2 separate regions of the Homo sapiens genome follow, and region 2 is linked to region 1. The links are chromatin loops, found by intact Hi-C in ENCODE. Cell type or tissue: sigmoid colon. All regions are shown on one strand. Each heading gives the region's core, and the rest is flanking DNA. Links, peaks and the distances in the headings are about the cores only.

Region 1 (8,333 bases), core at 264-8,263:
AGGCCAAAAGGAGGGGCAGGGGACTTTGACTCCCAAATATCCTGGCTTTTGTCCAGGTCTTGGGAAACCCCTTATTCTAATGCATTCCCTGGAAAGAAAGAGGTTACTTATTGTTTCAGACAAAACAAAACAAAACAAAACAAAACACCAAAAAAAAAAAAAACAAAAAAAACAACAACAAAAACTTCTATCCTTCCCCTGACATGGGGAACTGCAAGAGTGGATTTTTAATTGTTAATCATTACAGTTGAATGAACAATAATCCATCTCTATGAAGGCCCTCATTCCCTTGCCAACCCCATCACCCCTGTTTTGTACTTGTTCATATGAATATCCTTTAATTCTAAATATAAATATAAGCAAATAACTTCTAATTGTTATTTCACAATTTCAAAGACAAGGTCATTCTGTTTTAACTCTTAAATTAAACAAACAAACAAAAACATTCGGTTAATGCAATTACCAGAAGGATGATTCGTTTCTAAGTTCTTTGTGGGGTATGGAGAGGACCTATTGGCTATTTATGCTCAGACAATTGGGAGAACACCAATGGGGAGTTATATCTGGAGCTCCCTGGAGACTTGTAAGTGCAGCTAATAACGCAGCCACTGCACTGAGCCTTTATACCCAGGCTGGCGGGAAGGACACTGGATTTTAGACTGGCAGATGTGCCTCTAATATTTGACTGGGTTAAATGCTGGAGCCTTCCTCAACCCCTTTACTTTCCATTTTAACTCTCCTAACACTGTGGTTGGCTGGTGGTACAGTTATGATGGCTAAGAGCATAGACTCAGGAGCCAAACTACATGGGTTTAAATCCTGGCTCTGTCAATTGCTTACCCTGGATAAGTCACCCAACTTCCAAGGCTCATAATAGTATCCGTCTCAAAGGATTATTGTAAGCATGAATTGAGTTAATATGTGTTAGGCACCCAGTCTAGTGTCTGACACATAGCAAATGCTCTCGGTAAATATATCAGCTATTATTATCTCTTCAATTATTTAATCTCTCTCTTTAGTACTACAGTCACTGAGAGTTCTCTGAGGCAAGGACCTGTTTCTACTGCCATAGCCCACCACTGAGCACAGCGCCTGGCACCTGGAAGAATCTCATTACTGTTTGTTGAATTGTATTGAAGTGATGCTAAAAAAAATGCGGGGCGGGGTGGGGGGGATGTAAAATTGTGTTGTAAACCACCATGCAAGAAATTTTTATTATTAGCTCTGGAAAGAGTTTATTGGATAAAATATCTCCAGGGCTCTCAGAATCGCTGCTGTTGTTGAATGTAACAAAATTTTGATCAACAGTTGACTAGTCTGTTTCTAAATCACCCCTGTTGTCAGTCTTCTCTGTGTTTAGTTCTTTTCTTCTTGGTTTGTGCTGAGTGGTTTGCTAATCTATTCAACTGAACAATTTTTACTTAGTGTCCCTTACAGGGCAACTCCAGGTTAAGAGAGACTGCAGAAGGTAGCAGAGTGAGACTCATTCTCTGCCTTTTGCAGCCTTATAGTCTAGTAGGGGAAGCAGATATATGAACCTTGATTCAGCGTGGTCCTTCCTTAGGATTTTACATATGTGGCTGAGAGATACAAGTGAATGTAAACCCGGCCACCTCTGGAGGCTGTGCCCAGTCTCTCCATGCTGCCTGCAGGAAGATCATCTGATATAGCAGAGGATGAGGCCAACCCACAGAGTGAAATAGAAGGGGAGAGAGACAGAGCTTTGCGGGTTCGTTATTGCAGCAAAGCTAGCCTCTCTTAACTAATATAAGCTCCATCTTCCCTAAAATTCTTCATAATGCCACATGCCATCGCCTGAAATTCCCACCCTTTGGAATGCTTGGGAAATGAGTTAAGGGATTCCAAACCCAAGGAATCTGCAGGAATCTTAAGCAGGGCTCTGTTTGTATCTCTCTTGTTGTTGACATCCTGGTCCCTAATGAGGTCATTTGAACATCTGTACCATATCTGCCAAAAGCCAGTTAACTGGAAATGACATTAGCCACTGTTAGCAGAGTGTCTTTTCCCCTTTCTCCCTTGGATCTGTGCTTTGGGGACACATCGACATAGCTCAGAGGTTCTTAGGGCTCATACATCAAAGGGAGGGATATAGTCACCAGCAGGCCCCTGTCAAAACATTCGACATTTTAGCTTGCTGCCTCCCAACCTTTACGACACTGAACACCCCTTTTCATTAAAAATAAAAGATTTTTGAAAGATCAAGTCTTCAAACATAAAGCACTGATTAAGTCATAATATACCTATTTACCCATTTCCTATTAATCAACCTTCATATATGATACTGATCAGACAACACTAGCAATGGGAAATTGATATCATTTCAGAGCAAAGAAATTTCTGTTAGACTAGATGGTCTAAACTATGGTAAGAGAATGGTTTCCTTTAGTCTTTTATTTTATGCTTGATTTGTTTTCAAAAATTAACAATTATTGTTAGACTTTTTACATGAATAAAATAGCCCAGGGATTTCTGCATTTGAACATGTTAAAAATCTGAAATCTAAAACTGCCTTATATTCTACCATTATTGTTCATTATTGTTCATTTTAGTTAATTAGTGCCTTTAGCTAACTGGGCACAGGGGCCTGAGGTACAAGACAGTTTGAACACTCACTGTGTGCCAAGTCTGGGCCAGGAGCTTTATGGTCTTAATGTCTTTTATTCATCCCAAGCCCTGTTGTAGATACAGCAGGACCCAGCAGGACTGAGCTTTGAGATTCTTATGGTAGCTCTTAACTCCTGGGAATGAGGTGCCAAGGGAAGCTAAGAGCCGTCGAAACAACCATGCTCGCCTCAAGAAGAGCATAGTTCCCACCTTGACCAGAGTTTATACTCAGACGGAGCCAGGGAGTAGCTGCTCTGAAAGGAAAGGCCTGGTCTCCTTTTCTAGACTGTGTGTGTGTGTGTATGTGTGTGTGTGCATGTGTTTGCATTGAGGGGTTGGCTTCCTCCTAACTACTGCTTTCCTAGAGGTTTTCATTATTTCCATCAACACAAGTAACTAGGAAACTATGCTGTGACTTAATGGAAATTAATGTTGGGAAGGACCATAAATCATCACTTCAGAGATGAGGAAACTGCAACACAGAGGAACCTTGAACTGCTAGAGATTGCACATCAAGTAGGGGAAAGTCAACATTTCTCTCAGAGCTTCTGGTTCCAAAGTCCATGTTCTTACAATTTCATAGAACAGAAGGGCTAGCTGGGCTCATAAAAACAATATAGTCCAATTTCCTCATTGTGCAGGTGGGGACACTGAGACTCAGAGAGGGGGTGTTTTTGCCTAGGTTTATGATTAATTAGTAAAAAATATCAGGGATTAAAGCCAGGTCTCCTAACTTAGACTTCACTGTACCTTTAAGATTTGAATGACCACTGGAAATAAATGGATACTTAGAGATCCATCCATCCGTCCATCCATCCATCCATCCATTCATCCATCCATCCATCTAAACATCCAAGCAATCTTAAATCCTCATTAGAAATGAGGACATCTTACCCAGAGGCCTCCTACAGCCATATCCCTTTGGCTAGAATTGCCCCCCCATACTGAAGCCTAAGCCATTCATTGGTGGAGGCATGGGACTTACCTCTCTCCCAATCTTCACACTCCTTTCTCCCACTGCTGCCTATCTAACATCTCCAACTGCATGTCTATCAGGCACCTCAAACTGAGTACCCATCAGTCCCAGCCCTAGATCCCGTCCCAGCCAGAAGTGCTCCTCCTGCAGTGCTCTTTATCTCAGTTAACAGCACTTGTATTTACTTGGTAGTGCTATCTCAAAACTTTGATGTTATCCTTCACTCTTTTGTTTCTCACTCTAGCCACCAAATTCATCAGCAGATCCTTTTGCTTCAAACTTCAAAATCGTTCCCAATTCCAATCAGTTATCACTACTTCTCCAGCTACCACCTGGTACTCCACGTAGCCTGGTCACCTGCTTCTGTTCTTGCCTTGCCTTAGTCTGCTTTCTGCACAGTGACCATGGGAATCTTCTGAAATTACAAATTGTGGAAGAGCCCCCAGTGATTTCCCATCATTTAGAGCAAAATCCAAAGCCATTTCTATGACCCAGCCTCTGTTTGTAACATTCCAGCCACATTGGCTTTCTGGCTGCTCCTCAACGTGCAGGTTTATTCTTACCCTGAGGCCTTTGCACCTGCTGTTGCCCTTGACTGGAACATTTTTCCCCTGCAGAGTCACAGGCTGGTGCCCTCCCTTCATTCATGTCTCAGCTCAAATATCACCTCCCCTCATCCCCTTATCTAAAACAGCAAGCCTATTTTTCTCTATACCTTTACCTGGCATTATTTCTCTTCATGACATTTATTGTTTGGTCTGACATTGCAAAGTTATTATATAATATATAACTGTGTGTTTATTAAGGCTTCATGAAGACAAAGACTTTTTTTAATGACTTTATCTTTAGTGCCTAAACAATGTCCACTACAAAATAGGTGCTCAATTGTGTTTGTTGAATGAATGAATGAATGAATGAATGAATGAATGGCTTAGAACAATGACAGTTTATCCCTTGAGGATGCGAATAGGCCAATCCCTTCTGGAGGAGAGTGCATATGTGAAAAAAAATTGGGTTCTATTAGCCCAGGAGGAACGGTAAGTGGGTGTCAGCAGATGACCAATAGTGTATACTACATCGAGCTTGTCCAGTTTCTATGATTACAGTTGCCAAACAGTTTTGGGTAAACTCAGAATGTCCCACTTGGTTTTGTTGTGGAAAAGCAGCCAGCAGGAGGGTGCATACTGGTTCTCTGGGACTTGGCCAGGGTGGAAACACAGGGTGTCTACTCTCCAGGCCTATAGCAAGGCCAAGAAATGAATTGTGACTTCCTGGGGCAGCAGGAACTCAGAGCTGGGCTCCATTTGTTATCTCCCCTGGTGACAGGCTGGTCCCCAATGATGTCATCTGAGCATCTGCAGGCACCTCTTCCAGGAGCCCACTAACTGGAAATGACATCAGCTACCAGCAAAATGACTTGGGCGCCCAGCAGACACGTCCCGCTGATCCCCTGTCTGGAGCTCATCTCCCTGCCTACCTGGAAGTCTTCTGGCTGGCACTTTGGCAAACAAAGAGACATTTGAGAGGGAATTAAGTTGACTTTAAAAGATAGCCTCAAAGTGTTTCCCAACACATCGACGCTTACATTGAATTATAGGTGCTAATAAAGCTGTCAGAGCCTTGGCTTGAGAACCAAACTCAAGCTAAAGGATCCCTGGGCAATGATGAGAATTCATCTGGGCCTGGAAAGTTGGTCCCTGGCCCAGCTGGAGGCTCATACACACACTGCATAGCCAGGAAACAGCTGGAATAACCTACTCCAACTGCACTGCAGATTGGCCGAAAGGGCTTGCCGTAGTCTTAAAGCAGGAGGCAGTCTTGCAGATATCTTCATATCTCATGGTGTTCTAGGACTGCCCTGATCCTTTCCTTTCTAAAATATGCCCAGAGTGGCCATTAAACCTGTGTGACTACCAGAATTGTAAGAAAGAGGAGCAGTATTTGGAGATTAGGGAAAAGGAGACATCACAGAGCACTCTGCCTGGGACATGCCCAAGATCAGGACCTTCATGTCTGAGCTTCTGTTCCAAAGACACAGGAGACACACAGATAGACCCAGAACTCACATGGAGCTCTACTTTTCTGGGAACTTATTATATGCTAGGCCCTATACCAAGTTCTTTACATTTGTGATCTTTTGAAAGAATTCAACAGTCCTATGAGAAATTATATTTATTTATTCATTTCCACAAATATTTGAGAACAATAATACTCCAGGCTCTGGGCTAGATGCTTGGGTTACAGTGAAAAGCAAGACAGACACATACTGTACCCTGTCCCTTGGATCTGGTTGCATGAGCAACAGTCATTGACAGTGAATTGCAATGTTGTTAGTATTAAGAAGGAGAAGTCTGGGCCGGGGGGGTTGGCTCATGCCTGTAATCACAGCACTTTGGGAGGCTGAGGTGGGTGGATCACCTGAGGTCAGGAGTTCAAGACTAGCCTGGCCAACATGGTGAAACCCTGTCTCTTGCTAATAATACAAAAATTAGCTGGGTGTCATGACGCATGCCTGCAATCCCGGCTACTTGGGAGGCTGAGGCAGGAGAATTACCTGAACCCAGGTGGTGGAGGTTGCAGTGAGCTGAGATTGCGCCATTGCACTCTAGCCTGGGCGACAAGAGCAAAACCCTGTCTCCAAAAGAATAAAAAAAAAAAAGAAGAAGAAGAAGAAGGAGAAGTCTGGAGTGCTATGGGAAGATGAATAGGAGAGTCCTGCTACTCTGAGGAGGTGACATGGAAGCCAGGAGTCGAAGGGTAAGCGGGAGTTAAAGAAGGCAAAGGGTATGGGGAAGAGCATTCCTGGCAGAAGAAACAGCCTGTGCTAATGCCTTTGTGTCAGTTTACTGTTGCTGCTGTATCCAATTACCACAAACGTGTGACTTAAAATACAAATTTATTATCTTACAAGCTCTGGACATTGGAAGTTGAAAATCAATTTCACTGGGCTGAAGTGAAACCATTGCAGGGATGGATCCTCCTGGAGGCTCCGGAAGAGAATCTGTTCCTTGCTTCTTCCATCTTCTGCTACCTGCTGACACTCTTAGGCTTATGGTCTCATCACTCCAATTTCTGTTTCCATGGTCATGTTACCTGTTGCCCTTCTGTAGCCCAATCTCCCTCTCATAAAGACACTTGTGATTACATTTAGGACTCAGCTGAGTAATTCAGGAAAATCTCTTCATCTCAAGATCTTTAACTTTATCTCATCTGCAAAGTCCCTTTGCCATATAATGTAGCAGTCACAGCTTCTAGAGATTAGGATGTGAATATCTTTGGGGGCCATTATTCAGTCTACCACAGCCACAAAGTGGGAAAATGCTTGCGGGATGCCTGTAGAGAATCAGCATAATATAGTGATTAAACATGCAGGCTCTGGGTGCCAACACCTAGATTTGCAACCTGGCTGAAGTGCTTCTTTGCTGTATGACTTTGAGCAATTTTCTGCACCTCAATTTTTCCATCTATAAAGTGGGGATAATAATAGCACCTACCTTATATGAGCATCATAAGGATTATTTCAAGTAAAATACTTAGAACAATGCTGGCATGTTGTATGTGCTCAATAAATGTTAGTTTTTAATATTATTAACTCTTTGTCAATAAACTGAGAGGAGCAAGGAAAAGAGAATCTAGGAGACTAGAACAGCAAGTGAGATTTGATTTTAGATGGCGCAGAGATTTGAAGTCTATTATATGAATTTGGATCATCATCTGAATGATGACTGAAGTCACAGAAACGTTTTAAGGGGAGTGAACGACATAACTTGATTTGCTTTTAAAATGGTCAGTTTGGTTGCATGGTGGATAATTAGTTGAGACCAATCAAGGGGCTCTTGCTATGGTCAAGTGAGAGATAATGATGGCTATTCACATTTATTGAAGAAGCAGCTGAGGCTCAGAGAAATGAAGTCACTAATTTAAGTGGCTTTATCAAGTTTAAGCTTTAACCATTAAGGTCACTGAGTTAGCAAAAAGTGGAAGTTATCAACCAGGGTTGGGATTCAAAACCAAGAGGGTTTGATTCTGAAGTCTATGCTCTTCATTGCACTGCATGGCCACTGTTACCATAGCGAAGTGAGTGAAAGACCTGTTACTCCCCAGACACACTGGGAGAAGCTGCTTTTAGGACCTGACAGGAGGGCCTTTGAGGGAAAGCCTTTACTTTCCTTGTCTTTCCTCCAACTCATCTTCTCTCCCATTGATAGAGAAATGTTTCTTCAACTGCAATAAATTGGCATTTCTGTCTAATGAATCTTATACTCTGCTCTCAGATTTACCCTTCACCTTGTTCTCCCAGGTTAGGGTTCCTTGGTCATTGACTGCTAAGGCTTCTTCTGAGACCATTCTCTCGGTGGCCGCAGTGCTTGTGCTGTCAGCCATGGGTAAAGTCCACAGCTCATCTGGATCAGGGCCCTTATATTATACAGGATTCTTTGAGATGTGAGTGATAAATACGGAACTCAAATTAGCTTAAGAATAAAAGGCAAATAAATTTAATTTTTTTTAGATGTTGTTTTTTTTTTAAATTTTCCATAGGTTATTGGGGTACAGGTGGTATTTGGTTACATGAGCAAGTTCTTTAGTGATGATTTGTGAGATTTTGGTGCACCCCAAACTCGAGCAGTATACACTGCACCATATTTGTAGCCTTTTATCCCTTGCCTCCCCCTCCCACTCTTCCCCGCAAGTCTCCAAAGTCCATTGTATCATTCTTACGTAAAAGGCAAAT
Region 2 (8,333 bases), core at 149-8,148, 100 kb before region 1:
AAGCACAAGGGTGAGAGGAGGCAGGTAGCTAAGGAGGGGTCTTCATTTTCTCAGGGATTCCTTTTCCTTTCTCAGGGAAGTTCTGTCAACTTTTTTTGGTTAGAGCCACCATCTTGTTTTTCCTTCTTCCTTTTGCTTCTTCCTCTTTAGTCATGGAATTGCTTTCTAGGGATACTTCATTCTTCTGAGGGTTCTTCAGCCCCTTCAGTTTCTTGCCCTGATTCCTCCACATCCCAGCCAGTACCATAGTCAGTGCTGGAACTAAGTGACATGCATCGCTCGAGAGCCTCCAAACCTCATTTGATTCTCACAGAGGGAGGGTCTGTTAGGAGTCCCTCACCAGGGGTGAGGAAACTGAGTGTGGAATAGGTGAACCGCCCTTACAAGCTCATACAGTAGAGATAACAGTTTTGATTTTGACTGCCTGGCACCCCAGTCCCCCTCTCCGTGCGGCCCTCCACCTTCCTTGGGGACTTGCTCTGTCACTGTCTAGCCCCTGGTCTCAGCGTTCTCCTCTGTGAAATGGGGAGTGATGACAATTGCATCCAGGGCCAGACAGGGGCCAGACCTGGTAAAATGCATTATTCCGTGTTTCAAAGATGTGTGCCTTAAGTATTTGTTTGGTGTTCATTTGGGGGAGGGTAGGCTAAGAGAAAGGCTAAGGTTTCCACTAGGCCAGGAGACTAGGGGCCTTGGCTGCTGCTCCAAGGGAGTATAGCGTCCAGGCCCCTCCCGTACGAGTCAAGGAGGTTTGGGAGGTTGGGGGAGGCCTCTTACTTCTGCTTCAGGGCTTTGGGTAGCAGGGTAATCTGTTTATACTTCTCCCTTTCTTTGGGGACCTGGATTGTATTTCTGATTTATTCTGATGATATTTTAGTGCCCTTTAAAGACAGGCGCCCTGGGCTGTGGCCTGGCTCACTCCCCCTGAGACTTGCTGGTTGTAAGGATAAGATAAGAAAATGCATGGAAAATGTAGGGCAATGCTGGCACATAGTAGGTGCTTCATAAAAAGTGGTAATGGAGACTGAGTTTCATTCCCTAGCCCAGGGCAGATGAGTTCAGCCCTTGCCCAGGCTCCCTGTGCTGAGGCCCCACACAGCCAGGCTGGCCTGCCCCCCACCGCGAGGAGACTTCGGATTTTCCAAACGGGAGACAAGGAGCCCCCGGGCCTACAGCGATCCTGCTTCCCGCCCAAAGGTGGATGGTTTGGCTGCTGAGTTCCCCGAAAATTGATTCCGCATGTTGCCGACATCAGCCCGAACGTTTGCTCAGCCGTGAGGGCCCTCCGGGGAGGCTGAAACCCACACCGCCCCACCGTCCGCCCCCGGCCGCAGGCTGCCAAGCCGCTGCCCGCAGCCAACTCCCGGGCCAAGTGGTGAGCGAGGCTGGGACTGCGACGGGCAGGGGCCTCGGCCTGCCCGGCCCCCCAGGCGGCGGCCTTGACGCCACCTGGCGGCTGCGCAGGGAACTGCACTAGCATGGCAGCCCTTGGCCTGGGACCCGGGAGCGACTTGCTGGAGAGCTAACTCCGTGGAAGATGGTCCTTCTCCCATTCCAGCAACTCCCAGGGCAGGGAAATGCGGTTCCCAAGCCTGGGTTATTTTTAAACGACAGCATCCGCCATGTAGATGCTCTGTTTATGGCTAATGTTCCCAGCCAGTGAGAAGAGCTGTGCATTTAACCAAAGGCAGATGCCAAGATGGGAGCAATTAGGGTGGGCTGGGCCCGCCTATTCCCAGGCCCAGGCTGCTGGGCAGGCAGAGGGCCGGTGGGCCACCCTGAGGCTGAGGTTTCCACTAGGCGAGGAGACTGTGGGCCTTGGCTGGGCTCTGAGAGGCTGTGGCCCCCAGGCTCCTCTGGTATGGCTCAGGGAGGCCAAAGGAGGAAAGAGGAGGCCCTTCAGCATCCCATCTTCAATATCATAACTATTGACAACCTTTGCCTAGCAACAGTGCCTTATAGTTTACAAGGGGTAGGCATTGTTTTTCTCAGTTTGCTAACGAGGAAGCAGAAACTCACAGTTTTCAGAGGCTCCTTCAAGGTCATCTACATAGTGAGAGCTTCAGAGTTTTTGAGATTTTTTTCAACAGAGAACTCTGACCAAATTTCTCACCTTCCATGGCTTGTGGTCACTTTCAGACAAAAGCTCTTCACAGTCTGTTCAATGTATCCGACCAAAGCACGTGCCTACCTCTACAGCCTGCTCTTCTTCTCTGTTCCTCCTCTGCCCCCTGGCTCTTGAGAGTCCTGCCAGCCCCATGCCACCTCCTCTGGGAACTTTTCCATGGGTTCCTTCTCTGAGTTCTCTTCATGTCACTATCTCAGTGGGCCCTGATCTCAAAAATCCTAGAATCTGATTCCAGATCTGATGACCCCTTGACTAAGCATCCTTGTCCCCATTATCTCTGCCACTTAGCCTATGGCCTGACTCAGAAAAATCTTTGCTGTTGTTGAATGGGTATGTGAGCCCCTCCCAGCTGCTTAGCCCTGTGCTAAGTGGAATGGATTCCAGAGAAGGAGAAGGATCTGTGAAAATTCTTGAGAGCTCTAAGGTCTCCTCTGAGTAAAAATTGTCTAAACTAAGGCAAAGCCATATGAGTGACCGGCCAACTAGGCCTGTGAGATCAGGAGAGGCTTGGGGTGGGGCTTCCTGAAGGAAAAGGAGCGGAAACCTGGTGATGAGAGAGAATAGACTTAGTCTTGAGAAATGAGTACCATTTTTCAGGGCATGAGGGGTGGGAGAAACACTGCAGCTGGGCAGGGATGCAGCAGGAATCCCCATCATGAAGGGCCACCAGACCGATACTTGCGTTCCTGTGGTCAGTCTTGGTAAAAGCAAGCTGCACACCAGAGGTTTCAGTTCCCAGCCCCATTGTGGAAGGAAGCATTAAGTTGGGAAGCAAGTGAGGCCTGGATGAGGACTCATGGAAGCTTTCCTATGCCCCTCTCTGTCTTGACAACTGATATCTGCCGTGGTTTCCCTGATTAGCCCTTTGGTTCTCTCTTGGCCTGAATTCCCAGAATCCCAAGATTGATCCAAGCTCTGGTTAGCCCCCTGATGTATCTCTAATTGTGTCTGAGCCCGGCCTTGAATGCCCAACATGTTGCCCATTACCCTAATGCCAAGGGCTCCCAGTGCCTATGCCCTCAACCAAGCTGGGCCATGGCTCAGGACTACATCAGCCTTCCCTTCCTGGTCCTACCTGGACCCAGCCTCTTCCCTCCTCCCTAGTCCTCTGGGTCCAGTGCCCCAGCATGCTTTGCACCTGACAGTGGGAGTCAGACTTAGAGAGGCCCTGAATACCAAGCCAAACAGAGTGGATATTGTGTAGTGGCCTGTTAGGCAGTCTTTCTGGGCTCTGATGGGTGCATGGTGGGTGTGCAGCAACCTCGGGGTGGATGAGGAGGAGGCACAGGAGGCCTGAGCAGAAGGATGGGCTTGTTCTGAAGGGCAGAGCCCACCGTGGTTAACTGTAAGCAATGAGGGACCTAAGGAAACATCAGACCCATGGCCTTTGGTGCCCAGATGACAAAATTCTAGACCAGAGAGGAGGGGACAATTGCCTGGTGTTACATAGCACATGCATGGTGCCATCCCCAAAGGTCAGCAGGAGGCAGCATGGTTTGGAAGTAAAAACATGACCTTTGGATTGAGACAGTTCTGGGTCTCTGTGCCAACATGCCCATTCACTAGCTGTGTCACCCTGGGCAGGTCACTTACCTTCTCTGAGTTCAAGTGATTTTGCCTTTCAGATGGAGGCAATGTTACCTTCCCATAAGGCTGTTATCAGAATTTGATGAGGTAATAGCCATTAAAGTGCCTGGCACCTCACGTGACACCTAGCAGGGCCTCCCAAATACCTCTGAAAAATGTTTAGCTTTTGGAGGATCTAGGGATCACCAGAAAGTAGCAATAGCTAGTTGGATGGACCAGAGGGGAAAGGGCCCAGAGAGGGGGCACGAGGCAGCCAGATTGTCCAACCAGCCTTGGAGTCACTTTTTTAGTCTATTGGCTGGAAGAACCCATGGCAGTGGACCAGGCCGCAGCACCAAGAAGTTACTCTCCACCATCTCCTTTGGCCTCCAGAACCCCCGACCGCCAGCTCTTCTGGGAAAAGCTAGGCGGACTGTGAATGGCGCAGGCTCTGGGCTCCTTGACTGGCTAGGATTGGAGAAGCAAATATTTGGGCAGCCAGCTGCCGTTTGGGGCTTTCTGTCCTCCCTGCTGGATCAGCATGTGCCAGGGGTGCCCAGCTGGGAGGCAAGCGCCCCAACCATGCGTAGGCGGTGGGCAGACACGGAGTCTGCAGATCGCAGGCGCCTCTAGCGGAAGCCCCTGGCCGAGGTTGGAAAATGCCACTCGGGGCCCGCACAATCCATCCTGTTGTAATCCCCGGAGCTGGCGTCACCAGCGCCGGTCCGAAAAATGTGTCGTGCAGGGTCTGAACTCATACTTATGTGTCTGCCGCAGGAGCGGGGGGAGCCGCGGGGGCTGTAGAGGCCCATAAAAACAACCAAAAACGTTTCATTTGCTTTTTTACTTTTTTGTTACAGACCACTTGGCTGTGCGTGCCAGCTGGGAGCTGGGGCCCAGCAAGAGCGCAGAGTTATGGGGCAGCACTAAGTGCTCTGTTTGTATGAAACTGCCAAAATGTTAGTACAAAGTGGTAGGTGTTTGTGCTGCAGATAATAACTGATGGGCTCCCGGGCCGGGAGGCGGACGCCTTGTGATTATGGCCGCGGCTCTTCTGAAAAACGCTGCAGCCGCCTCAAGAGCAGCAGCAATATTTTTCTGAGCACACAGGGCCGGCCTGGCAGTTAATGGGCACGCCTGGGCCTCATGAATCAGCCCCAAGAGGGGTGGAGGCTAGGCTGCTGGTGTTTGTCTGATTCTTGGCGTTTGCCCTCATCAACCAAAAAAGCCCATTCCTTAGAACGTTCCAGAACCCACTGTGTTATGGAAGGAGTAGGGGCCTGTTTGGAATGCCAAGTGCCTGGGTGTCCTGCTTTGGGAAACCAGGGGAAGGTGCCACCTAGAGGGACTTAGAGGCCTGGGAGCTGGAGGGGAGGGTGGGGCCTGGGAAGGCTGGCTCAGACTCTCTGGGAGAGACTGGAAGGGAATGAGAAGATGGACCTGACTTGGAGTGTCAGAGGGACCAGGAAACTGCTTTCACTTGAGCTGTGTCCCTCTGACTGTATCACTTCTCCGTTTCCCAGGGAGGGGTAAAGCCAATTCATAATTGCCGGAAGGTTCTAAGGCACTGAGCAGTCTCAGTGCTCCAGCCCCTCCTTTGTGTGTGTTTGCAAGCTCATGAGCTCATGAAACTTTCATCAGCTTATTTCTGAAGGTGGGGGAAAGCTAAAATGAATTTGTACCATCTACTAGACATTGATCAATTGATTCATCATTCATTAAATCTACTGGTTGCCCCACTTGTAAAGTCTGCTGGATTTTCATTGCTAGATACATCCATTCATTACATTTTACTGAGTCCCCACTCCTTATTATGTTGTTATCTGGACACTGAGGATACAGTCAGAACCAAAAGATCCCTGAACCCGTTGAACCTACATTCTAGTGCTCAGAGACAGGCAAAATATAAACAAATGCATGGGTAAATCATACATCAGATGATGAAGAGAACTAAGAGAAAAAATAAAGCAGGGTAAAGAGACAGAGTGCATGGAGAATGGGAAGCTAGGAAGATGCTGGAGTCAGAGCAGTGAATAAAACATCCAAGGTCCCTGCAATGTGTGGAGTTCACGGTAGAGATGGGAAAGAAGTAAAGGAAGGCGGCATTTGTCCAGTGCAAGTCGTCCGTTGAGTGCTCTGAGCACTTTACGTTTTACATCAGTATCACAGCATGCAGCCAAGCGGGTGGTCGTTATTAGGCCCTGGGGAAAGAGGAGAGAATCAGGGCATGGAGGCTGTGAGAAGCCACTGGTGAGAGTGGTGGGCTGGGATTTGCACCTAAGCCCACCTGACTCAGAACTCATGCTGTCCCACCCCTCCATATTTGCATCCATTGTGGTGGTGGTTAAACTCGCTAGCTAGCTTTGGAATCAGACAGACCTGGCTTTGAACCCTGCCACCCACCTCTTACTGGCTGTGTAATTTTCATCAAGTTATTTCACTGCTTTTAGCTTTAGTTTCTCCATTCCCAATAGGGTTTTTGTGAACAATAAGTAAGAGATTTCTTTGTATAAAATATACATAAAGCTCTTAATGTGATTCTTGGCACAAAAGACCCCAATAAATGGCTAAACTAACATTGGCATTCTGATTTTCTTTATACGAGGACCCTGGTAGACTAGGTGTGATCACTCAGCTCCTCTGGTGCCAGAGGTGGCATTTGGCTTTTGTCACTGAGCAGTCAGTCTTCAACAGGATTCTGCAGTTTTCCAGGAATGACCCCTGAGCTCCTGGCTACGTCCACCCAGACACACACCTTGCCATTCCTCAGAGCTGTGAATTTGCCAATGACTATGATGGCACAGCCTCTCACTGAGGGTGAGGCACTCCTTAAGCCCCAGCTCTGGGCTTTGTGCCCTGCCCCCACTCATTGCCTTTTTTATAGACAGGGAGACAAATGGTGGACTAGTGGACCTGGACTTTCCAGGTGTTCATTTCTGCCCCAAGGAGGGAAAGAGCAGAGGACTCAGGGCAGAACCTTCCCAGTGCTGGGGGAGTTCTGCTTGGTGGCCATGCCGCTAGCTATTGGGAAGCCCCCTTCATGGATGGTCCAGGCTGGTCTCTGCCCTGTAGCAGCTGGTGCAAGTTTCTCCCTAGAGAGCAGGGTGGAGGGTGTTCCCGATTTTACTCCTGAGGCGACCAGTGTGGGGCTGGTGCTTATTTGCTGAATTTTCTGACTTAATGACTCCACAACTGAAACTCCAATAAGTCATTCAAAATGCATGCCAAAATAGAACACTATTAGAAAGTCCGTTTTCAGTCCAAGAAGTTCCTCATTCTTCTTAAATGTGGAAGGGGGGGATGGTGTGGAAAAGACTGAAAAAGTCCCCCAATGTCTGTGCACCCCACTTTCTATGTTAGCAAAGATTTTAATGGGATATATGGCTGTGTAGCTAATAACTATACATCCCAGCCTCCACTGTAACTAGGTGTGACCACACCTAGTTACATATGACTACCTTCTGCCCAGTGGGACTGAGGGAAAGGCGTGTGAACAATTTCTGGATTATGTTGTGAAGGGACAGAGCGAGCCCTTGTTTCTGCAGCCTGCTTCCTGGAACACGGAGGTGGTGGCAGCCGTTTGGACCATACGGTGAGGGTAACACCCAAGCGATGGCAGAGCAACAGATGAAAGAGTCCTGGGCCACCGACCACATAGAGCCGTGACATCAGGCCTGGGTTGCTTGTTACATAAGAGAGAAATGCATTTCCACTTTATTTAAGCTACTTATTAAGCTATTTATTTGGAGGTTTTGTAACAGGAGTTGAATCTCTATTCCACTTAACGCAGATCGGAGCTGTGGGTTGCTTGACCATCTCCAATGCTCAAGGGAGGCTGCTGAGTCAGAGAACAGAAAAAGTCCTGGAATGGAGGATAACGATGCTGCCAGTAAGCATCTTCTTACCTTTCGCCAGAACATCCCCCCACATCTAGCTGCTCACAGAAGCCTCACAGTGTGCGTTACAGATGAAGCTCTGAAAGTGACAGAGCCCAGACCAGAACTCGGGTGTGTGATTCCTAATCCAACCCTCTTCCCCCCATGGCAGGGCTTCCTGTCCATCTATTAATATGTGAAGTGTGTGTGTGTGTGTGTGTGTGTGTGTGTGTGTGGTGTAGAGAGGGGAGGAGAGCTGTAATTCTGCTGCAGTCTTCAAATGAGGACTTTACAGTAGCTGGCTGGGGCCCTTTCAGGAACAGTGGGAGGATCACACTTGCTGAAGCCAGCCAACTGCCTGTGACCCTCTGTCCTGAAGGCTCTGCCCTCTGAGATTTCTCAAAACCAAAGCTGACCCTGGGCCCCAGAGACACCTTCAGGAAGATGAAGTTTTCCAAAAGGGAATGTGTGGTACGATTCTGCAGGGAACACGTCTAGGGACCTAGCAGTGGCTGGGATTTCCAGGAAAGAGTAGATGGACACAGTCATCCAAGAGGCCAATTCTTCCTTCATTTGCAAAATGGCGATACCACCACCTACTTCACTGGGTTCCTGTGGAAATTAAAGGAGTAATGCATGTCGGGGTGCTCTGTAAAGTAAGTGCTCTCCAAATGCTCGTGAAGTTAATGAATAAGAATAGAAAATAAAGGGCTTGCCTCAATGAAATTAATTGTTGTGTAACTACAAAGGGTGTGGTCCCCTTC

What was found. A loop is a pair of places that touch in the nucleus more often than their neighbours do. Peaks named below come from ENCODE experiments on the same cell type or tissue, not always from the same donor. Only the 100,000 strongest peaks of a DNase experiment are listed, where the experiment ranks them.
Region 2: it touches region 1 in a loop (5-fold over the local background); 3 of 110 quality-filtered maps call a loop at or near these places.

The regions. Positions count from the first base shown.
Region 1 is chr11:15,832,871-15,841,203 of GRCh38, reverse strand. No RefSeq gene overlaps it. Among named protein-coding and RNA genes, the nearest start is that of LINC02682, 74 kb to the left of the region's middle. In sigmoid colon, for the core only: no CTCF peak of the experiment used is centred there; DNase peaks (open chromatin) are centred at 4,953 and 5,293; H3K27ac peaks cover 646 bases; H3K27me3 peaks cover 1,265 bases.
Region 2 is chr11:15,934,465-15,942,797 of GRCh38, reverse strand. No RefSeq gene overlaps it. Among named protein-coding and RNA genes, the nearest start is that of LINC02682, 28 kb to the right of the region's middle. RefSeq lists a silencer at 1,353-1,542. In sigmoid colon, for the core only: a CTCF peak has its summit at 1,457 (motif pointing left); DNase peaks (open chromatin) are centred at 4,344 and 4,777; H3K4me3 peaks cover 728 bases.